Linked DNA regions of Homo sapiens: region 1 is linked to region 2. A link is an interaction called in ENCODE POLR2A ChIA-PET data of the cell type or tissue named here. Cell type or tissue: OCI-LY7. All regions are shown on one strand. Each heading gives the region's core, and the rest is flanking DNA. Links, peaks and the distances in the headings are about the cores only. Region 1 has its middle 17 kb from the start of MRPL36. Region 2 has its middle 12 kb from the start of LPCAT1.

Region 1 (5,375 bases), core at 315-5,314, 250 kb before region 2:
TTTTATCATGTTGGCCAGGCTGGTCTCGAACTCCTGACCTCAAGTGACCCGCCTGCCTCACCCTCCCAAAGTTCTGGGATTACAGGTGTGAGCCACCGCACCTGGCCACCAGCTTTCATAAATATAAAAGCAGGGTTTAAAAAGAGTCACAGGACAGGCAGGGGAGGGGCAGCTCCCGGAGCCGAGGGCAGCTGTGTGGAGGGGCCCCCGAGACGCCCAGGCTTGCTGCATGCAGGGAAAGCTGAAGCAAAGCCTCTGTCTTGCTCTGATCTGCTAGCACCTGCCACCAGCTAAACCCACAGTGAGCAGGAAACTGAGCGGGAGGAAGGCAAAGCACCCTCAAACAGCCCATGTGGGTGAGCCCCCGAGACAGAGGACCAGAGGCTGGACCTGAGTCTGGAGGTGAAGATCAGGGTGTCTAGGCCACAGGAAGAGTGGGAAGTTTTGCAATGTGCCCAGAATTCTTGGACCCTTCTTCCTTGAGGAGGTGAGGTCTCTGCCCCCACGCCACCTGCATGGATGGGCTTCTGCGACCATCTCCATCAATACAATGAAAAGTGAGCTTAGGAAACCAACGAAGCCTCTGTGGGCTTGTCCTGGGGCCCTCGCCCCGGGACCATTCAGTGGCCAGACCCGGAGGCTGCTCCACGGAGAGGCTGTTGAGACAGAGGTGCGCCAGAGGAGTCCAGGTATGGGAGCCTCAGTCTGAGGACCAGGTGAGATGAAGGAGACGACCCCAGCCACAGCCACCATCTGACCACTGCTGAACAAGAGCAGCCCTGCTGAGCCCAGTCACCCCAGACCTGGGAACAACATGCAAGGTCATTACTATTTGAATTTGAAGTCCTGCCTTAGGGTGGCTTGACTGCAGCATTAGACAACCCAACAAAGCATATTGAAAGCCAAGGGCTGGACTCTGTCCCCCAGGAGAATGTGTAGGTAGAGAAGGGGTCCCGGCTCCAGCCCTGTGGACTCCCACATAGAAAAAGATGGTGCCACAGCAGGGGAAAAGCAGGTGCCCAGGCACTGGAGGAAGACTGGGAGCACGGAAGGCTTTGGGTGCCGAGACGGGAAAGAGTTGCAGGGTGGAGGGCGTCTCTGCCTCAGCGAATGCCACCAGGGGACTGGAGTGACCAGGAGTGGGCAAGGGAGGGCCATGGAGGGGCCTCCACAGGGTGGGCTGCTGAGGGTTGCGTGGAAGAATTTATGGGGAGTCTGCACGCCTGTCCCTCTCCATGCTGGACCAGGAAGCCGAAGCACGCCCAGGTCCTCCGGCCTGCACTTGTCCTCAGAGTGGGGCTTCCGATCAGGGTACTCCCAAGGTTTGTCTCTGAGGGTTATGAGGAACTGCATGTGGTTTAAGGCAGAACACTCCTCTTTCCATTTGGAATACAATGATGACACAAGGAATTTGGAGACCAGGCGTGGTGGCTCATGCCTGTTACCCCCGCACTTTGGGAGGCTGAGGAGGGTGGATTACCTGAGGTCAGGAGTTTGAGACCATCCTGGCCAACACGGTGAAACCCCGTCTCTACTAAAAATACAAAAAAAAAAAAAAATTAGCCAGGCTTGTTGGCGCCTGCCTGTAATCCCAGCTACTCAGGAGGCTGAGGCAGGAGAGTCACTTGAACCCAGGAGGCAGAGGTTGCAGTGAGCCAAGATCGCATCACTGCACTCCAACTTGGGCGACAAATTGAGACTCCATCTCAAACAAAACAAAATGGAATTTGGAGATTTGGAGATATGTATGCGGAGCCCTGAAAGTGGGCAGTGGGGTCCATCTGGAAAGTTAGAGGTGAGAAGCGCAGCCTTCCAGGAAAGCACCTCTGGGCTGGGCGGCTTCCCTTCCTTAAACATCTCCCTGCTGTCTGTTAGTTGTGTGCGTCTGAGAGAAGATTTCACCAGGCTTCCCAATCTTCACTCTCTTTTTTAATAAACCAGCATAAAGTAGAATTTATTTACATAATGCAATGATCCATGAAGGTTACCATAACGCCGAGGGACCATATTAGCCGCTTGAGTGGAATTCATTAGAAATTAACTACCACTTAAATTAATTTTCCCACAGTCACAAGGCTGTAATGGCGGGAGAAGGGGCCGTCCATCAGCGGGTACTGACAGGGGACCTGTCACCGCTGTTATTTATAGGTGCGCGTGTCAACCCCTAGAGCAGGCGCCGGGCCAAACTCAGAGCCTCCAGACTCACAAAGCCACTTCAAAAGGCCCAAAAATTCCCCCACTGATAAGTAATCCAGCCTTACCAGCCTCACCCTTCCTAGCAGCCAGAGGAGGAGCAACCTGGGCAATGCTGGTCATGGCATCTGACAGACCAGAGGGACCCGTCTTTGTTTTAAACCCACACTGTGACACACAAGTCCTTACAAGCTGCTGAGAGTCCTGTGGCCTTTTCAAAGGCAGGGGACCCCTTCCAGAGCTCTGTGTCCAGAGCCCAGTTTCAGACAAACTGTGCGTGGCTGTTTCTTAGGGATCTCTGGGGACAGGGCCCACTCCAGGGTAAGAGCTTGCAAGGGAACAACTGAATCTCATGTGGAAGGGCAGAGCATATGTGTGCACAGATGTGTGGTGTGTGTGTGTGGCATGTTTGCATGCTGTGCATGTGTGCACATGTGAGCACGTGTGAATGTGCGTGTGTGAGTGCATAGGGTGCACGCATGCGTGGTATGTGTGCTCAGACGTGTGCATGTGTGGTGTGTGCATGCACACATGGCATGTCAGTGCATGTGTAGTTCATGTGTGTTCTCATGGTGCGTTTACATGTTTGCATGTGTGGTGTGTTTATGAGTGTGTGTGTGTGCACACATATGTACACTGGAGGATCCCTCCCGTTTAGGAAAATGAAAACACTGAAAAAGGCGTTAAGCATTTCCGGGGCTTCCACTTCAACAGTCCAGACCATATTTTATTCTGAACCAGTGGGCAGTGATCAACGTGAGTTTCCTGAGACAAGATGGGTGCTCCCATGGGGAATGCTCACAGTTCCCAAGGGTGACGGTGCAATGGCAGAATTACTCTAAGGCCGAAAGGCTCTGAAGTGATCACCCAAGTTCTGTGAGGGGCCTTATTAACCCCTTCCAAGGAGACTGACATTATTTAGGAGTTGTCTAGGGGAGTACCAGATGAGGCAGGGGGGTTCTTCTGAGGGGTACGTTGGGTGACATTTTTGTCTCCTGCTGAGACACAGCACCAAGGATGCACGAACCGGCAGTTGCATGGACACCACCACCCCCCCAGGCTCCTGAGCGGTGCCTGCAGTTGCCACCTGTGCTTCACACATGAGGAGGGGACAGCTGGATCAGGAACCGCCACACACAGCCCAGGAGATTGGGGAACTTGGCCTCAGGGGTCTCACACCAGCTCAGCAGCCCCCTCAGCTAAATGGCCCCAGTGAGAGGCCACCTTGGCGGGGAACCAGGTGAGCAACCAAGCCCTGGAGTTTCCCTCCTGGTCTGGGCAGCTGCAGCCCTGCTTCCCTCAGAGGTGCCTTCTCAGGTGTGAGTCCAGAAAGTTTTGGGGACCAAAAAGTCACCCAAGCATTTGCAGCCTTTGCTGTTTGAGATCGTGGGGAAGTGGTGGCTTGGCAGTGCTGTCTGCAGCCTGGCCCAGGAGAGAGTGAGCACAGCTCAGAGCTGTCCTGGGGCTTGGTGGAGTTGCGGGGGGGAGCGGGTGAGGCTGAGGCTGAGGCTGAGGGTGAGGCTGAGGGTGAGGGTGAGGGTGAGGCTGAGGGTGAGGCTGAGGCTGAGGCTGAGGGTGAGGCTGAGGGTGAGGGTGAGGCTGAGGGTGAGGCTGAGGGTGAGGGTGAGGCTGAGGGTGAGGCTGAGGGTGAGGGTGAGGCTGAGGCTGAGGGTGAGGCTGAGGCTGAGGCTGAGGGTGAGGCTGAGGGTGAGGCTGAGGCTGAGGGTGAGGCTGAGGGTGAGGCTGAGGGTGAGGCTGAGGCTGAGGGTGAGGGTGAGGCTGAGGGTGAGGGTGAGGCTGAGGGTGAGGCTGAGGCTGAGGCTAAGGGTGAGGCTGAGGGTGAGGCTGAGGCTAAGGGTGAGGCTGAGGGTGAGGCTGAGGGTGAGGCTGAGGATGAGGCTGAGGCAGCTACACCGTCCTCCAGCATCTGGGGTCTGTCCCAAGGCTGCTCTGCCAGGTCCTTGTGAAACCAGGTCCCAGGGTGTAGGCCAGGGTGAGATGGCGGTGGGAGAGCAGATACAGAAGAACCTTCCAGAAACAGTGTCTCTGCCCTTCCCACCTCTGACAGAGGGAAGGGCTGAGCTGAGAACGAGGATGCATTATCCATTCAGTCGCCTGCTTGATGTTCCTAGAGAAAGATCCTGAAGTGCAGCGAGGCACTGTCGGAAGACCCAAGAAGACATCTTGGGGAAAGTGAATAAAAGAGATTCCTGCCAATGTGAGTTTCAAAATGCACGGTGCTAAATCAACTTTAGCCTAAAGCTGCCTCCTTACATATTTTAAGTTCGGCCTAAAGGTTTTTCTGCATATTGTCAACTATAACAAGTGGAGGTGTAAACAGGCCAGAGCCTACACTTGTGCCTATCACTGAGATTTGGCCGATCACATGTAGCCAGCTGTTTGAACTGTGTTCAAATAAGGCAAACACCAACCTGTAACAATCCGGCTGTGTCTGGGCCTCACTTCCATCTTCTGTGCGTTACTTTCCTTTTTCTATCCAAAATTATTCTTCTGCCCGAGGGTGCACTGGAGTCCTGGAGCCTGCTATGGCTGGGAAGGCTGCCCGATTCACAAATCATCCATTGCTCAATTAAATTCCTTTACATTTAATTTGGCTGAAGTTTTTCTTTTATCAACGGAAACTGATTTGTCCCCCAAGACTGGATGTTGAAGGCCTCAGGGAAGTGGCGAGGCCGGAGTCCAGCAAAGGACACCCGGGAGCCACCCCTGGCAGGATGCTGATCCCTGAGCCAGGGGCTGCCAGCCGAGTCCCTCCGCGGGCATCTCTGATGCCAACAGCAGACCTGTTTGGGGTTCAGTGTGATCCTCTTGGAACTGAGAACAGAGCGTCCCTCCTCCCACCCTCCCTGGGCAGTGGTGGCAGCCATGCTCTGGAGGGGAGGGGTCGCAGCGCCACCTTCTTGCTGGACCAAATCAGCCATCACGCAGCGTGAATGTATGACAGAGACAGGGATGGAGAGAAGAGACAGAGTGGGAGAGACACCATCCCCACAGGAGCCAGGGTGGCCGGATGCCTCTGGGAGTAAAAGGCACATAGCCTAGGAAAGAAGAAGGGAAGCTGGGGCCAGCATCGGACTAGAATGTTCTGTGGGCAACTCACTCCCTGGGCCATGTTTCCAGCTCCCTTCCAGATGCTGCTGAGAATTTCAGAAGGATGGTAA
Region 2 (5,375 bases), core at 270-5,269:
GAACTGTGAGCAAAAGCGTCTGTTGTTTAAGCCACAAGCCTATGGTGGCTTCTACTTCAGCAGCCTGAGCAGACTAAGACAGACCTCCAAGCGGAAGCATGAAATCACTGCCAGACGTGTGCATCTGAGCTCAGAAGGAGGTCAGACGCGGATGCAGGCGTCACCCATGGGCAAGCAGTGTGTAAGGCACAGGCGTGGTCCAGAGCACACAGGACGAGGGTGTGCAGAGAAGAGAGGGAAGGGGCGTGGAGGGAGCCACATTCAGAGCTGGATGAGGGGGAGCCATCAGCCAAGACAAGGAGGAGAGGCCAGAGCCCAGAGGGAGGGGGAGAGACCGCAGCAGCCTCTCCACCTGAAGTCCGAGGGAGAAAGGCTTTGGCGGCGAGGCCGGCTGTGTGGGCAACATGAGCGCTCAGGTGATGGTGGCGAGGGCCCTGGACCGCCATCAGAACTCCCCAGCGCCACGAGGAGGGAGCCTTAGCTCTGCCCTCCACAGCAAGGAGAAGTAGGTGGCAAAGGGGGCATGGACAGCCAGCAGGGACCACACTTCATCGCTAACATCTGTCATGGATTTTGCCCAAATTGTACGAGATTGGATGGCTGTAGAGTTGGGGAGTGGCCCCACAAAGATGTGTCCAAGTCCTAACTTCTGGTACCTGTGAATGTGACCTTATTTGGAAACAGGGTCTTTGTAGCTGTAATTAGGAGGGGCATCTCGAGATGAGATCATCCTGGATTTAAGGTGGCGTTAAATCCCATGACTGAGGTCCTTATCCGAAAAAGAAGAGGGCAACTGTAGACACAGACACAGGAGAGCAGCCACGCGAACTCGGGTGGCGGGGCGGCGGGAGCTGGGAGAGGCCTGGGTCAGACCGTCCCTTAGAGCCCTCAAGAAACCAGCCCTGCCCACACCTTGATCTCAGACTTCTGACCTCCAGAACTGTGAGACGACATATTTCTGTTGTTTTAAGACCCCCGCTTTGTGGTAATTTGTTACGATAGCCCTAAGCAGCGAGTACACGGGCCAAGGGAAAACTCTGCCATGAGTTCCATGCAAACACGAGCAAACTACAAACTACAGAATCCCCCAACCCTGAGGCTCACTCGGGCAGACCCTGGAACCGCAGCTGTGTCCCTTGAAAGGAGCTCCATCCTGGGGAAAGAGCCATCTTCCGACCCCAGCTCAGAAGAGAAGACTCGAGTCACAGATTTTATTAAATGAGGAGGGCTTTGTGGCAACCTTTTCCGTTTTTTAAATTTCTATCTACAACTGTCATACAGTGAACAAAACCAACAAATTTAGAACCTGGAAGTTTGAGAGGTAGTGCCTGTGGTGGGACGGGCACAGGATTTCGAGGCATAAACCTGGTTTCCAACCTCAGTGCTGTTCCTGGCCTCCTCCGACACCTGGGGGTGTGTTGTGCAACCTGCAGAGATTCAACGTCCTCCTCTGAAAACTGGGATTAACACTTCCTTATGGAGTTAATAAACAAGAAGATAATTCATGTTAAAGTACCCAGGTCACCGCTGATGCTAGAATACTGACACCAGCCCTACCACAAACAGGGCCACAGTGACCAGATGGACCACATCCTTCTTATTTCAGGTACAAAGTAAACGTCTGAGCAAACATTTTCATTTGTAGCCTTTCTGGAAATCAGAAAAAGCCTAAATTGTAGGCAAGTACCCATATTGTTTCCTATTAAATAGTTCATCAGTGTGGATTTTCAACTCAATTTATATGGTAGTTTATCTTAGATGAGAACTAAAAGTGAAAGTGAAAGAGTTACAGTTGATTCCGTTTTTTAAACATTTGTGAAGTGCATTAAGATATCTGGAGAGAGAACAGGCATTTTTAAAAACATAAGTTTGGAGTTTTGCACTTTGGCTGTGTCTGTGTAAGCTGCTACTAGACAAGATCCCTGAGAATTTTTTTTTTTTTTAATGTTTTGATGACCTATCTTGGAGAATGAACAAAAGCTGGCAAATTGGGGATGGGAGGTAAACCTTGTAAGAAGAGATATACACAGGGAACTGTCCCATTTTGTAGCTTTGAGCCAGAGGTTAGAACAGCACAGAGTGGCAAACACTATGACAGAAAATCCACTGAAGGGTAAGGGGGAGCCCTAAAAAGAGAAGAGACATGAAGAGGAACCCCAAATTCTGTACATAAGCTCTATCCATGTCACGTCACTGGTTAACACCAGGATCACCAGGTGTGGAGTGACCCAAAGCAGCTTAGCCAAGGACTGAACTGAACCAAAACAGAGGCTGCCACCCAGGAGACAGAGTTCACATGTGAGTCAGACCCAACCAGACAGCACCAAAGGGAAACCACCAGCATTCACTGCGAGAACGTGCACCCCAGAGGCTCCTACGTCCTACATGAAGAACAGAGAAACGTGACCCAATCTCAAAGAACAGGACAACCAACCAACCTAAGCCCTGAGGCGCCAGTGCGGAGACAGCAGATGTGGGCTGTAAGGCGGCCATTCCAGCTATGCTTAGAGCAAAGAAAACACACTCACAATAAATAAAAAGATGGGACATATTAGCAGAGAAAAAGAAACTACTAAAAAGAACCCAGTGAGAAACTAACATTGAAAAATACAGTATCTGAAAATACAAATGTACCGGGTTGGCTTAACAGCAGAACGGCAATGACAAATGAATTAAAATGGAAGACAGATCATTTGAAATTGCTCAATATAAAGAAGAAAGAGGGAAATTTTTAAAAAAATGAACAGAATCTCAGGAACCTATGGGACAATATCAAAAGGCTTATATATCTGTAATAGGAGCTCCAGAAGAAGAAATGAGAAAAAAAAGTAGCAGAAAAAAAATCCGAAGATATAGTAGCAGGTAAGTCCCCAAGTGTAGTGAAAGATGTACATTTTCAGATTCAAGGATCTCAGAAAACCTACAAGCAGGATACACTCTAAGAAAACCACAATTAGGAAGATTAACATCAAGCTGCCAAAGACCAAAGATCAAGATAAAAAGAGAGCACAGCCAGGTAAAAATGACACATGACACACACAAGACGAAGACTTAAATCACTGCTGATTTCTCACCAGCATTTTTAGATGCCAGAAGACAGGGCAGCAAGATTTTTAAAGGGCGGAATGAAAATAAACTGTCAGCCTAGATTTCTAAAATCATTAAAATATCCTTCCATAGTGAAAGCAAAACAAAGATTTAAAAACTCAGATTTAAAAAACTATTCACGTGCAGCAGACAGGTACTGTAAGGAATGTTAAAGGAAATTCTTCAGGATGAACATATATTATACCTTATGGAAACAGGGAACTTCAGAAAGGAATAAAGAGCTTCAGAAATAGTAAATGAAGTGATTATTAATTTACTATTAATTTCTTTAAAATACATAGGGCTAAGCAAAAATTATTATATTCTCTTATAGGGTAGGTAATCAATGTAGATATAAGGCACATTAAAAGTGTGCTATGAAGAATGGGGGTAAATGGGCTGATAGAAAAAGAATGAAAAATCAAGAAAAAACTATATACTGTCTACAAAAGATCCATATTAAATATAAAGACACAAATAGGTTGATAGTAAATGTACCATGCAAAACTAAGACTAGAGTGAGTTTATTAATATCAGGAAAAAACAGACTTCAAAACGTAGTGTATTACCAGAAATAGAGATATTTCATAATGTTAAAAGGCTCAACTCATCAGAAAGACATAATTAAATATGTGTGTACCTAATAACAGAGCTTCAAATCACCAAAAGCAAAGGTAAAAAGAAAAAAGAATTAGGAGAAGTAAACCATATCGCAATATGAACAACACATCAGTAAAGACAATCAGAGAAAAATATCAGTTAAAAATAGAAGACATGACATCATTATCCACAAGCTTGAGCTAATTGACATTTATAAAACACTACACCTGACAGATGCAGAATATACGTTCTCCACAAGTTCACAAAAATTTTTAAGTACCATTTTCAGTAGCACAAAATGTTAAATATTTAATGATAAATCTGACAAAAGATGGGTAAGATTTACACATTGGAAAATACAAAACATTGTTGAGAGAAATTAAAGAAAGCCTAGATGAACTGAGAGATGTACCATGACAGGGGGTCAAAAGACTCAATATTGTCAAGATGTTATTTCTCCCAAAATTTGTGCGCGGTGCCAACATAATCTCAAAATTGCAGAATTTTTTCTGTAGTAATTGACAAACTGATTCTAAGATTCATATGGAAATCAAAAGGACCTCAAAAAACTGGAACAACTTTCAAAAAGAAAAACTAAGGTTAAGAACTAATGTCACCGGATCTTAAGACATATTATAAAACTACAGTAGTCAAGACTTGCATCCAAATGAATAAATAGGTCAATGCAATGAATAGTCAGCCCAGAAACAGAAGCACACAGATGTGGTCAATCAATTTTTCACCAAGCTGCAAAGGCAATTCAGTGGAGAAGGGATAGTCTTACAACAAATGATATGGAACAATTCTACATCTATAGGTAAAAAAATAAAAATAAAAAACTCGTATCTATACCTCATACCATGTAAAAATTAACTCACAATGGATTATAGACCTAATTATAAAATATAAACTATAAAACTTCTTGAAGAAAACAAGAGAAACTATTCATAACCTTGAATTAAGCAGAGATATTTTTAGATATAACATCAAAAGCATGATTGTTTTTTAAAAAGGTAAATTGAACATAAAAAATTAAAAACTTCTCTTTGAGAAATATTGTTAAAACAATGAAAAAGCAGCCACAGAATGGTACAAAATATTTGCAAATCACTTATCTTATAAAGAAATTGTATTCACAATATATAAAAACTCTCTAGACCCATTAATAATAAAACAAAGAAAAATACTGTAATGAGAAAAATATTTGAACACATCAGGAAGATTTGTGGATGATAAATGAGCACATGCACAGATGTTCTAGGTCATTGTTCAAAGGGAAAGCAAATTAAAATCATAACGAGACGCCACTGCATATGTATTGGAATGCCTAAAACCTAAAAGTCTTACCATACTAAGTGTAGGCAAAAATATGTAAGAACTGAAACTCTCATACACAGTCTGGGTTGGGGGATGTAAAATGGTCCAACCCCTGTGGACAAGAGTTTGAACGTTTCTTTCAAAATGTATCACCCAGCTTCCCACTGATAAGTATTTATCCAACAAAAATGAAAGCCATACATCCATACCAAGACTTGTACTCAAATGCTCACAGCATCTTTATTTGTAATAGTTCCAAACTAGAAACAACCCAAATATTTATCAACAGGAGAATGGATAAACAAATATCCATACAATGGAATACTATTCAGCAATAAAAACAAGTAAATGATTGATAAAAACAAAAAAAA

What was found. Peaks named below come from ENCODE experiments on the same cell type or tissue, not always from the same donor. Only the 100,000 strongest peaks of a DNase experiment are listed, where the experiment ranks them.
Region 1: POLR2A ChIA-PET joins it to region 2 with 5 read pairs; 1 of 35 experiments calls an interaction of 5 or more read pairs at or near these places.

What each region holds. Positions count from the first base shown.
Region 1 is chr5:1,780,118-1,785,492 of GRCh38, reverse strand. No RefSeq gene overlaps it. Among named protein-coding and RNA genes, the nearest start is that of MRPL36, 17 kb to the left of the region's middle. RefSeq lists enhancers at 1,919-1,968, 2,839-2,898, 3,239-3,348. In OCI-LY7, for the core only: no CTCF peak of the experiment used is centred there; DNase peaks (open chromatin) are centred at 2,352 and 2,942; H3K4me3 peaks cover 1,664 bases; H3K27ac peaks cover 608 bases.
Region 2 is chr5:1,533,462-1,538,836 of GRCh38, reverse strand. No RefSeq gene overlaps it. Among named protein-coding and RNA genes, the nearest start is that of LPCAT1, 12 kb to the right of the region's middle. RefSeq lists a silencer at 2,383-2,520. In OCI-LY7, for the core only: no CTCF peak of the experiment used is centred there; DNase peaks (open chromatin) are centred at 1,836 and 2,356; H3K4me3 peaks cover 2,117 bases; H3K27ac peaks cover 1,430 bases.